Regions from separate parts of the Homo sapiens genome. Here region 2 is linked to region 1. The links are chromatin loops, found by intact Hi-C in ENCODE. Cell type or tissue: HepG2. All regions are shown on one strand. Links, peaks and the distances in the headings refer to the core of each region. The heading gives the core; the rest is flanking DNA.

Region 1 (5,376 bases), core at 154-5,153:
GCCTCTCAAAGTGGTGGAATGACAGGTATGTGCCACTGCACCGAGCCTACTAAGCACCTTTTAGTATTGAAAATTAAAGTAACTATTGGCATTGCTTTATATTAGAATTACTTTACAGATATGAAAACAGGAAGATAAAATTCTCCCATGTCTAAGGCTACCCCCTATAGAAAGGTTCAGTATGTACACGGTGACACCCATTCACTTACACCAAACTGAAAGATGGATACTCAGTGAGAGCAAACCACTATTGAATAATTCTTCTGACCTGCAGAATGAGAACGAAGTAGTCTACTGGCTTGTTGCGCTGGTAGAGGTAGTATTCGGGGGCTTTCTTGTTCTTCTCATCATATTTCAGTTCCTGGATGACATTGGGGTGCTTTAGCAGCCTTAGAAGGATCTTCTCTGACATCTGGGATGGGCTAAATGCTTCTACTTCTATAGATATAAACACAACTTGATATTACATTTCAAACAGAGAGAGAAAAATTATACTATTAATAGTAATTGAGGTGTTTAGATAAGAATACTTGGAATCAAAGTGATAGCATTTGAATGGACGAGGCTTCCGTTTGGTGATCCACTGGGGACAGATTACCTGGGAGAAATTAGAAAGTGCTGAATTCTCACATTTGTTCCTTTTACTTCTTTCCTTTTCAACCCATCATTGACTTCAGTCCTCATAAAAGTACACTAATTTCACTGACAGAAACGAAAATCAACGGCAAGCGGGCTCCTTGAGTGCGGGGGATGCCCCTCAACAAGCCATAACAGCCTGACTGTCGACCAACAGCCAAAGGAAGAAGCCAAGGTCAGGAGCATCAGGTGCGGTTAGTGCCAGCGCACACACACAGGTGCCCCACGTCTCCCTCTCCCACTCAACTACCCCAAGGAATGTGGGGAACAAAGAGGGTCGAGACTGGAAATAAGAGCAGGGCATGTGCACACATCAACATGCTAATTTAAAAAAAAAAAGTAATGTTCAAAAGTATTTACAAAGACAGCAATTTTATTTTAAATAACAAAAACAAAAATTACTGACTGAAGGGTGCTATCCTACAACTGGACTCTATGATATCTCAGAAGCAGAGTAGGAGATTTAGTTTTAGTTTTCTTTTTTTTTAATTTAAATTTTTTTTTTTTTTGAGAAGGAGTCTCACTCTGTCACCCAGGCTGGAGTGCAGTGACGCAATCTCGGCTCACTGCAACCGCCACCTCCCGGGTTCAAGTGATTCTTCTGCCTCAGCCTCCCGAGTAACTGGGATTACAGGCACCCACCACCATGCCTGGCTAATTTTTGTATTTTTAGTGGAGATAGAGTTTCATCATGTTGGCCAGACTGGTCTCAAGCAATCAGCCTGCCTTGGCCCCGCCAAGAGCTGAGATTACAGGCAATGAGCCACCATGCCCGGCCTAGATGTTTAGTTTTAATTTGTGGTACTTAAATGAGGAACAGTATTATCAAAATTAGAAAAAGAATAATAAGTGAAAGACATCGTCTGTTCTTTTATTTTCTAATTATGTATTTATGAAAGCTGTAAGTTCTGTATTAACTTGTGACTTTTTTGTAATAAGATAGTAATTACAGGAATTTTAGAAAATACAGAAAAAGAAAGAAGAAAGAAAAACTTATCTATAAGCCAACCACTCAGATTACCATTCTGAGCAATCAAGTGAGCATTTCTTTCCAGTGCCATGCCCAGGCACGTGTGCTCATGTATACATGTGTGTACACACAAAAACACAACTCTAATCTTAATGTACACATAGTTTTAGATTCTGTTTCTCCCCACTTTGTATTAAGCTATATTTTCTGATGTGATAAATATAATATTGTGAGCATTTCCATGTGTCTGAGAACACGACCTTAAAGAGTTAAACAGCATTCCACCATGTGGTTGCGGCTAGCCTTCTTTTAAACATGGTTTAAGTTTACTGCATGCAGATGAAAGGCACTGGCTGCCTATCAGGGACACCGATGTCTTCTAAAGCCACTGGATGCTTTAGACTTTCTCACACTTCCCCTGGCCACCAGAGCTCAACCCTGGAGAGCATCTGGGGATGGGAGAAGGGTTGGTCAGTATCTTAAGTCCATTCAACCTTGACCTCTCTGGAGCAGTCAGTGCCGGCTGGGTTGGTGGTTTAAACAACATGAACACTTGCCTCCTGAAATGGACTCGAGTTAATCTGATCTGAGGAGGCCATCAAGAAATCCATATCAAAGTTCTTAGAATTTGATTTCATTAAAATCATAAAAGATAAAGATTTAATTGTGAAAACCTAGTTTTCTTCTTTGCAAATCACAGCCCCTGTGTTACCACTGATGTCCAACTGTGCTTCCAGGACAAGCTGAAGAGAGATTGGACTCAATTGTCCATCAAACAAGCTGGTGCCAGGCTGGCACCATCAGCCTGCTCCGCCAGCTGGCTCTCCCACGGACCTAGCTGGAAGGAGATGGCCTGGCCTACTGTACACATGCAGTGTGGCACTAACATTCATCCTTACCTTTCAGACCAATTTTAAGTTACTGGTCCACCCCTGGTAAATGTCTCAGAGGGTTCATGCCGACACTGAACATAGGAGAGGAGAGAATTTAAAAAGAAAAAAACAAAACAAAACAAAAAAACAAAAAAAACAAAACACAAAAGTGGCATTACTTATCACCCCATTTCCCAGTGTCCACCCCCAACCCACCCCAGTCAGTGGTGGGTGAGAAACACGCTTCAGGGTTGGTAGAGATCTCAAACTGTGATAAGCTGCACTTGCCTGTTGCTAGGAAACGGTGCATGGCCAGGAGGAGCTGTGGTGATATTTTAACCTTCATCTCACTGTCTGTCTGCTTAAAGGCAGAAAAATCTTGCTTTCGTTCCCGGTGAGCCACTTTCTTTTTCGTTCTGTTGTCAGCTAAGGGAGGAATTAAAAGAGAGAAAAAAAAAGAAATGCATCCCATGAGATGAGGGCTCTTTTTGAATGAAAAAGACAAAATATATTGGAAGAGCTGGACTGTATTTCCAGATGCAGGCGCTCTATGCACAGATGCCACGGGGAAGGAGGGAGGGAGAGCCAGATCCTCATCAAATCAGCACGGCGGCCTGGGCACCACGCAGTCCGCAGCGAGTGACCGCAGGCAGCCTGATTAGTGAATGTACTTCAGGAAGGTCTGTAGAGGGCCCTTGTGAGCACAGCATCAGGCAAATGCTGACAGAGCCTCTCACAAGACCCACAGAAGCACACAGCAACAGGGCGCGCAGCCTGGAGTGCACAGTCCACTGTTGCTCAATGTCACCATCCTCCAGCAAAGGACCACCACTGTGTACACACAAGGGAGGAGTGTCCCTGCCTGTAAGAGGCCCCTTCCCTCTGCTGAAAGACAACACACAAACAAAACCCCCTTAAGAAACAAACATGAATGCTTTCGCAGAGCAGTGTTTTAATAATATGTTTGCTTCACTGCTACTCCAGACCATGAGATCCTCAAGGTCAAGCAGATACGAATGGGATCCGGACAGAGGTCTGCGAACTTCCTCCGAAAAGGGCCAGAGAGTCAATATTTTAGGCTATGTGGGTCTACATAGTCTCCACACTGCTGTTTAGAAAAATGAAGGAGCATGGCTGTTTTCCAATCAAACTTTCTTTATGAACACTGCAATTTGAATTGCATATAATTTTTGCATGTCACAAAGTAATTGTTCTTCTTTTGGTTTCTTTTCTTTTCTTAAGACAGGCTCTTGCTCTATTGCCCAGGCTGGAGTACAGCAGCACAATCGCAGCTCACTGCAGCCTCAACTCCAAGGCTCAAGTGATCCTCTCACCTCTGCCTCCCAAGTAGCTGGGACTGCAGGTGTGTGCCACCACGCCCAGCTAATTTTAAAATTTTTTTTGTAGAGACAGAGTCTCACTATGTTACCCAGGCTGGTATTGAACTCCTGGGCTCAAGCAATCCTCCTGCCTCAGCCTCCCAAAGTGCTGGGATTACAGACATGAGCCACCATGCTTAGCCATTTTGCAACAATTTTAAGATGTGAAAAGACACTCTTAGCTTGCAGGTCACCAGAAGCAGAGTGCAGGCACCCATGGGCTTTGGTTTACCAGTTCCTGACCTGGAAGGTAACTCCTGCAAAACCATCTTTCAAGTATTTTTCTAGACAAATTAATGATCAAGAAAAAACGAGCTTAAAGACAAGACCCCAATTGCTTGCTCCTTCCCAAGGACTGAGTCACTGCATTATTGTTTCTTGCATAAAGCAAAACAGATTGATTACTAGGCTTTTCCTGAGAAGGCGACTGCAACTTCCACTTTCTGTCTGTCTCAATTCTTTTGAGAACCAGACAGTAGAAATCAATACAGAATTTAAAAATAATTTTCTAATGGCAACAGCTGTCACTCCCAATCTCTATCCAGATCAAGAATATACCTGAAATCGGCCAGGCACGGTGACGCCTATAATCCCAGCACTTTGGAAGGCCAAGGCAGGTGGATCACTTGAGGTCAGGAGTTCGAGACCAGCCTGAACAACATGGTGAAACCTTGTCTCTACTAAAAATACAAAAATTAGCCAGGTGTGATGGCGGGTGCCTGTAATCCCAGCTACTCAGGAGGCTGAGGCAGGAGACTCCCTTGAACCCAGGAGGCGGAGGTTGCAGTGAGGTGAGATTGCACCACTGCACTCCAGCCTGGGCAATAGAGCAAGACTTAGTCTAAAAAAAAAAAAAAGAAAAAAACCTGAAACCACAAGTCCAGCATCTTGAGCCAGTAACATCAGGCAACACTTCTGTATGAGATCAGTCCAATCAAGGCTTAAGAGAAGTTAAACTAACATTTGTATAAAACTGAAGTGCAAACATAGGATCTCCTAAATGGTAAATCGCCTTCCTAATGGTAAGTACTACCCCTGGGCAAACAGAAATACAGACACACTCGGTTTGGGTTTTTTTTTTTTTGTTTTTTTTTTTGAGACGGATTCTCACTCTGTCGCCAGGCTGGAGTGCAGTGGTGCGATCTCTGCTCACTGCAACCTCTGCCTCCTGGGTTCAAGTGATTCTCCTGCCTCAGCCTCCCGAGCAGCTGGGACTACAGGCGCACGCCACCACACCCAGCTGATTTTTGTATTTTTTTTTTTAGTAGAGTCAGGGTTTCACCATGTTGACCAGGATGTTCTCCATCTCTTGACCTCATGATCCGCCTGCCTCGCCCTCCCAAAGTGCTGGGATTACAGGCATGAGCCACCACGCCCAGCCACAGTTGGTTTTTAAACAGTCATTTGTGAGGAAGGATGAAAAGAACGTAAACGTACAAATAATATTCTCTGAGACCTCTGACGACCCTCCAAGTGAGGAAAGGATAAAACAGATGTGGGAAAGGGTGTTTTTTAAGAA
Region 2 (5,376 bases), core at 105-5,104, 65 kb after region 1:
ATAGTACATACAGGTAATGTAAATGCAAATGTATATAGAGAAAAGCTATAAAAATTGCTCTAAAAAACTTTAATGTAATAGTTCATACAGCTGAGCTAAATTTACCTTTACCCCATCTATGGAGAAAAAAAATAAAATGTTTACTAAATAAGAGTATAACCAAGACTAAGTGTTACTGGTTAAACTATTAAGAACTCTTTCAAAGTAGACTCAAGCACTTAGAAGCATCTATTTACATGCAAAACCAAGGCTCAGGTAATTGCAAATTCCTTAAGGACCAATACTAGGTAATATATTGTGGTTCTAGTCTTTAATTTATCAGTACAAATGATAATATAACATTCCTTGAAAAATGCTCTGTATTTAAGATCTTATGCTAGTTCAGAGTGGCCTTCCCTCTACTCCTTCAGATACTCCAAATTAGTATAGCTTTACTTCAGACGATGGAATTTAAGAAATGAAAGAATCAAAATTCTGATAGTTAAGCAAGCCAAATATGAAAAAGCAGGAGAGCACTGTAATGGAGGAAAGCAGATGGAACAGTTCAAATCCTAAGATCAGATACTGTAATCTTAAAATGGGGCAAGGAAGTAACCCAAAAGAAATATTACTAAAAATAAATATCCTTTTAATCAATATCTTATTTGCTTCCATTAATTATTTCCATCCCTTTTGAAGTTGGAGGGATTTTATGAAGAGAACCAAGTAAGAGAAGGGGCACACCATTTCAAAATTTAAAATTTCTGGCCTGGTGCGGCGAGTCACATCCGTAATCCCAGCACTTTGGGAGGCCGAGGCAGGCAGATCACTTGAGGTCAGGAGTTCGAGACCAGTCTGGCCAACATGGTGAAACCTCGTCTCTACTAAAAATATAAAATATTAGCCTGGCATGGTGGCACACGCCTGTAATCCCAGCTACTCGGGAGGCTGAGGCAGGAGAATTGCTTGAACCTGGGAAGCAGAGGTTGCAGTGTGCCGAGATCGCACCACCGCACTCCAGCCTGGGCAACAGAGCAAGAATGTCTCAAAATAAAATAAAATTTCCTACAGCCACAATGGAAAATGTAAGAATTGGGTCTCATTTGTACACAGAGATAACTATTCCTACTCTCCAATTACAGTGAAAGTTCTCCATGTAGGCTGAGGAACAGGGGGTAAAAGAAATCAGAAGGTAAATTTACACAAAGATCTTTAAAGTTCCACACCGTCAACCATTCAAGGCACTGTACATTAAGGAACGGACAGATACACACTTCTCTCACACCTCAAAGAACAAAATGCAAGAGTGGATGGAAAGAATATCAAAATTGCATTAAAGATCGCTTCACTCTGTTACAAAACAAGTATAGGTGGTCAGTGATGAGTGTTCTGGTTAGGAATGAGGCTCATTCTACGCCCACCCCTTTCACTTTTACTTCCAAGAACTTTGTACACATGAAGACTTAGAGCCATTGCTATAGCTTAAAGTTAGAATTCTCCTACTTAATGCCTATTGGGAACTACACTAATAGAAACTGTTTCTATTATTTTTCTGATTCTATTCATCTATACCACTTACTAAAGCCATCTTGCTCTTCAGTTTTCTTAAACTGGCCAGTTTAACCTTAGCCATTCCACACTTTTATTCCCACGCAAAATCCCTACAATTGCTTATCCAGCTTCTGTAGCATCCCCATCCCTAGTAACATAATTCTATACATCTGGGGGCACACAAGTAGCCAGTGTGTCCTGTCTACTTGAAAGTTTAAGACCGGGCACGGTGGCTTAAACCGGGCGCGGTGGCTCACACCTGTAATCCCAGCACTTTGGGAAGCCAAGGCAGGCGGATCACCTGAGGTGAGGAGTTCGAGATCAGCCTGGCCAACATAATGAAACCCTATCTCTACTAAAAACAAACAAACAAACAAAAAACAACAAAGAATTAGCCAGGTGTGGTGGCACATGCCTATAATCCCAGCTACTTGGGAGGCTGAGGCATGAGAATCGCTTGAACCGGGGAGGGAGAGGTTGCAGTGAGACGAGATTGCACCACTGCACTGCAGCCTGGGTGACAGAGCCAGACTCTGTCTCAAAAAAAAAAAAAAGTTTAATGGATATGAAAAGTAAGAGGCTGTTATAATTATTATATTATACCTTTTGTACAATCACTAATCATCTTTAAAGAACTAGAAGCCCTATAGTTAAACAAAGGAGTATAGGCATTAAGAAACCCCAAATTGTATTTTATTTTGAGATAGGATTCTCACTCTGTCGCCCAGGCTGGAGTGCAGTGGTGCCATCTCAGCTCACTGCAACCTCCGTCTCCTGGGTCAAACAATTCTCCTGCCTCAGCCTCCCAAGTAGCTGGGACCACAAGGATGCGCCACCATGCCTGGCTAATTTTTGTATTTTTAGTAGAGATCGGGTTTCGCCATGTTGGCCAGGCTGGTCTCGAACTCTTGACCTAAGGTGATCCGCCCGCCTCAGCCTCCCAAAGTGCTGGGATTACAGGCATGAGTCACCATGCCCGTCCCCAAACTATCTTTAAATGTACCATTTTTTTTTTAAACTCACTTTAAGAACATAAAGCAAATATTTTCTCTTCCCTAAAATACAAGGAAAGCCTAAATAAAAATAAAACTTTATTTGTTGAAGTAACCTCCAAAAAAAAAGAAGAATGAAAAAAATAAAATAAAGACGACCCCAGCTAAGTCTTTAGACAGAATTTACTCACTGAACAATGAGTAATTTAACCTTGACTAGTTAAGTCTCAAAAATGTCCGATTCTTGGGGAACTGTTCGGATGGCTGAAAAGATAATGAAAGTTTCCCCTGCTCATCCTGACATTTTGCCAGGGTTTTTGCAACAGTAGTTTGCTTATCTAAATAGACATACGTTACTCAGTGAAGGTGAACTGTTGAGCTGTTCCTGTTTGCACAGAACTAAATATTTAGAATTGTAATCGGATCTGTCTGGTGTTTAAGGAAACCAGAAGAGCAACAACAACAAAAGTTCAAATCATACAAGCCTGTGTAGTTAGACAACCAGGGTTACTACTGAGTACTTCTTATTCTAAATCCTATACTCAAGGCTTCTAATCTGCTTAAGTTTTCAGAAGTCAAAATCATTCCCTTTGAAAGGGCTCATTCACAGGTGACTTCTAGAGCAACTAAGGAGAAAGTTAGTCGGTCACCTAAGCCATTAAGCCTCACTTCCGTGGAGAACAAACTTATTGATCAAAGCACCATAATGGCTTTGATGCTGGACTCAAGAATATTCTCTAATTGTGGATGAAATAGCTGCTTTTCTCAATGCTATTTTTAGGTATAATTAAGTGCCCAAAAGATAGGGTGTGGGCAGAATTTTACCAAGGAAGAGAATTTTAACCCATCATTTGGTAAAGTTAGCAAATGATGAGCTGAGGTCCCTGGATGCTCTAGGGCAGCTGCAGAACGAGACATTCACTCAAACTGTATGCCAAAGTATGTGTGTGTATGCATACTTCTGGGGAAAAGGTCTATACTTTGTATAAGATTCTTAAAATGACATGTCAAAACTTTGAGAATCCCAGACCTATAGAATTTCTTTGTGGTCAAACGAAAGCACTTTTGTAGTATCTGTGTCACTTTCATTTGCACCTGTGAGCATTCACAGGTTTCAGTCTAAAACGTATTAACACCCCTGACTACAGTAAGGGTCTTGAGACCCTATCTTTGTCCCACGCCTTTTCAATATTTCTATTATTATTTTTTTGAAACAGCCTCGCTCTGTTGCCCAGGCTGGAATGCACTAGGTGCAATCCCGGCTCACTGCAACCTCCGCCTCCCAGGTTCAAGTGATTCTCCTGCCTCAGCCTCCCAAGTAGCTGGGATTACAGGCGCCCACCACCACTCCCGGCTAAGTTTTTTTGTATTTTTAATAGAGACGGGGTTTCACCAGGTTACCGAGGCTGGTCTCAAACTCCTGACCTCAGGTGATCCACCCGCCTCGGCCTCCCAAAGTGCTGGGATTACAGGCATGAGCCACCATGCCCGGCCTTTTCAATATTTCTAAATCAATTAAGTAGCGTGGTGCATACAGCTGATTAACAGGTCTCCAGAATTATCTGCTGCCACAGTTCAGGTCTTCACATTGAGGCCTCAGAGAGAAGACAGTGGACTCTGACCTTTGGCTCTGGTCTCATTATCTTTGGAACCTTAATTTCCAAAGGAAAATAGTGATAATTCCTGCCCCACATTTCACACAACTGTTGGGGGTGACAATCTTGAACCAAAGATGTAGGGTGTTTTATTTTTGTTAGAGCAGAGGTTGCAAACCATTTTTGACTATGTATTCTATGAAAATGTTGAGTACACCTCCCTAATTTATATTTACTTATAAATTATATATATTACAAAATATATACATCATGAAATCCATATAAAAATAAGCTTGGCCGGGCGCAGTGGCTCAAGCCTGTAATCCCAGCACTTTGGGAGGCCGAGGCGGGCAGATCACGAGGTCAGCAGTTCGAGACCATCCTCGCCAACATGGTGAAACCCCACCTCTACTAAAAATACAAAAAAATTAGCCAGGCGTGGTGGTGGGCACCTGTGGTCCCAGCTACTCAGGAGGCTGGGGCAGGAGAATGGCGTGAACCTGGGAGGCGGAGCTTGCAGTGAGCCGAGATCACGCCACTGCACTCCAGTCTGGGTGACAGAGCGAGACTCCGTCTCAAAATAATAATAATAATAATAAGCTTAATGTATATGCATATTCATTCATATATATATATGTAAGTCCTACTGCATCCCAAGGCACAGCTACATGCAATTTACCTTGAGGACTACCGCTTTAGAATATATCATTTTCTTTATGGTTCTCTAATTTCTTCTTCTTCCTTCAAACTCTCCACCCTCAGCCTTTGTACCCTAAACCCTCTGGTTTTCTTCCTCTGAACATTCTCCTTCAGCAGTTTACTTCCTGCTTCCATCTTTTAAATTTGAGCTTTCATATTAGGTTTTCTGCTCTTCTGGGGACACCCTCCCTTGGCAATGTTGTCTTACTAACCATCAGCAGAAATCTGTGCTTGTTCCTTCTGTGTTCATCTGCAACTACTGAAATTTATACTTGAATCAAAATATCTCACTATTAGCAAATCACCTAGCCCACCCTACCCATATGTCAACACTTACACAAAATCCCTATTATTGCTTATCCAGCTTCTGCTGAATCACCACCTCTAGTAATATAATTCTACGATCTGGAGGATAAAAACTTTTTTTTTTTTTTTTTGAGACTGAGTCTTGCACTGTCACCCCGGCTGGAGTGCAGTGGCGCAATCTCGGGTCACTGCAAGCTCCGCCTCCCAGGTTCACAGCATTCTCCTGCCTCAGCCTCCCAAGTAGCTGGGACTAC

What was found. Peaks named below come from ENCODE experiments on the same cell type or tissue, not always from the same donor. Only the 100,000 strongest peaks of a DNase experiment are listed, where the experiment ranks them.
Region 2: a loop joins it to region 1, with 4 times the contacts of the local background. A loop is called at or near these places in 6 of 110 quality-filtered maps.

The regions. Positions count from the first base shown.
Region 1 is chr10:103,051,857-103,057,232 of GRCh38, reverse strand. CNNM2 (cyclin and CBS domain divalent metal cation transport mediator 2) reads right to left here. Exons shown (of 8, transcript NM_017649.5): 3 at 2,767-2,904; 4 at 269-438. Among named protein-coding and RNA genes, the nearest start is that of CNNM2, 140 kb to the right of the region's middle. In HepG2, for the core only: a CTCF peak has its summit at 3,185; a DNase peak (open chromatin) is centred at 3,232; H3K4me3 peaks cover 462 bases.
Region 2 is chr10:102,986,657-102,992,032 of GRCh38, reverse strand. The region is part of intron 1 of CNNM2 (cyclin and CBS domain divalent metal cation transport mediator 2); the gene reads right to left. Among named protein-coding and RNA genes, the nearest start is that of CNNM2, 71 kb to the right of the region's middle. In HepG2, for the core only: no CTCF peak of the experiment used is centred there; a DNase peak (open chromatin) is centred at 2,872; H3K4me3 peaks cover 1,059 bases.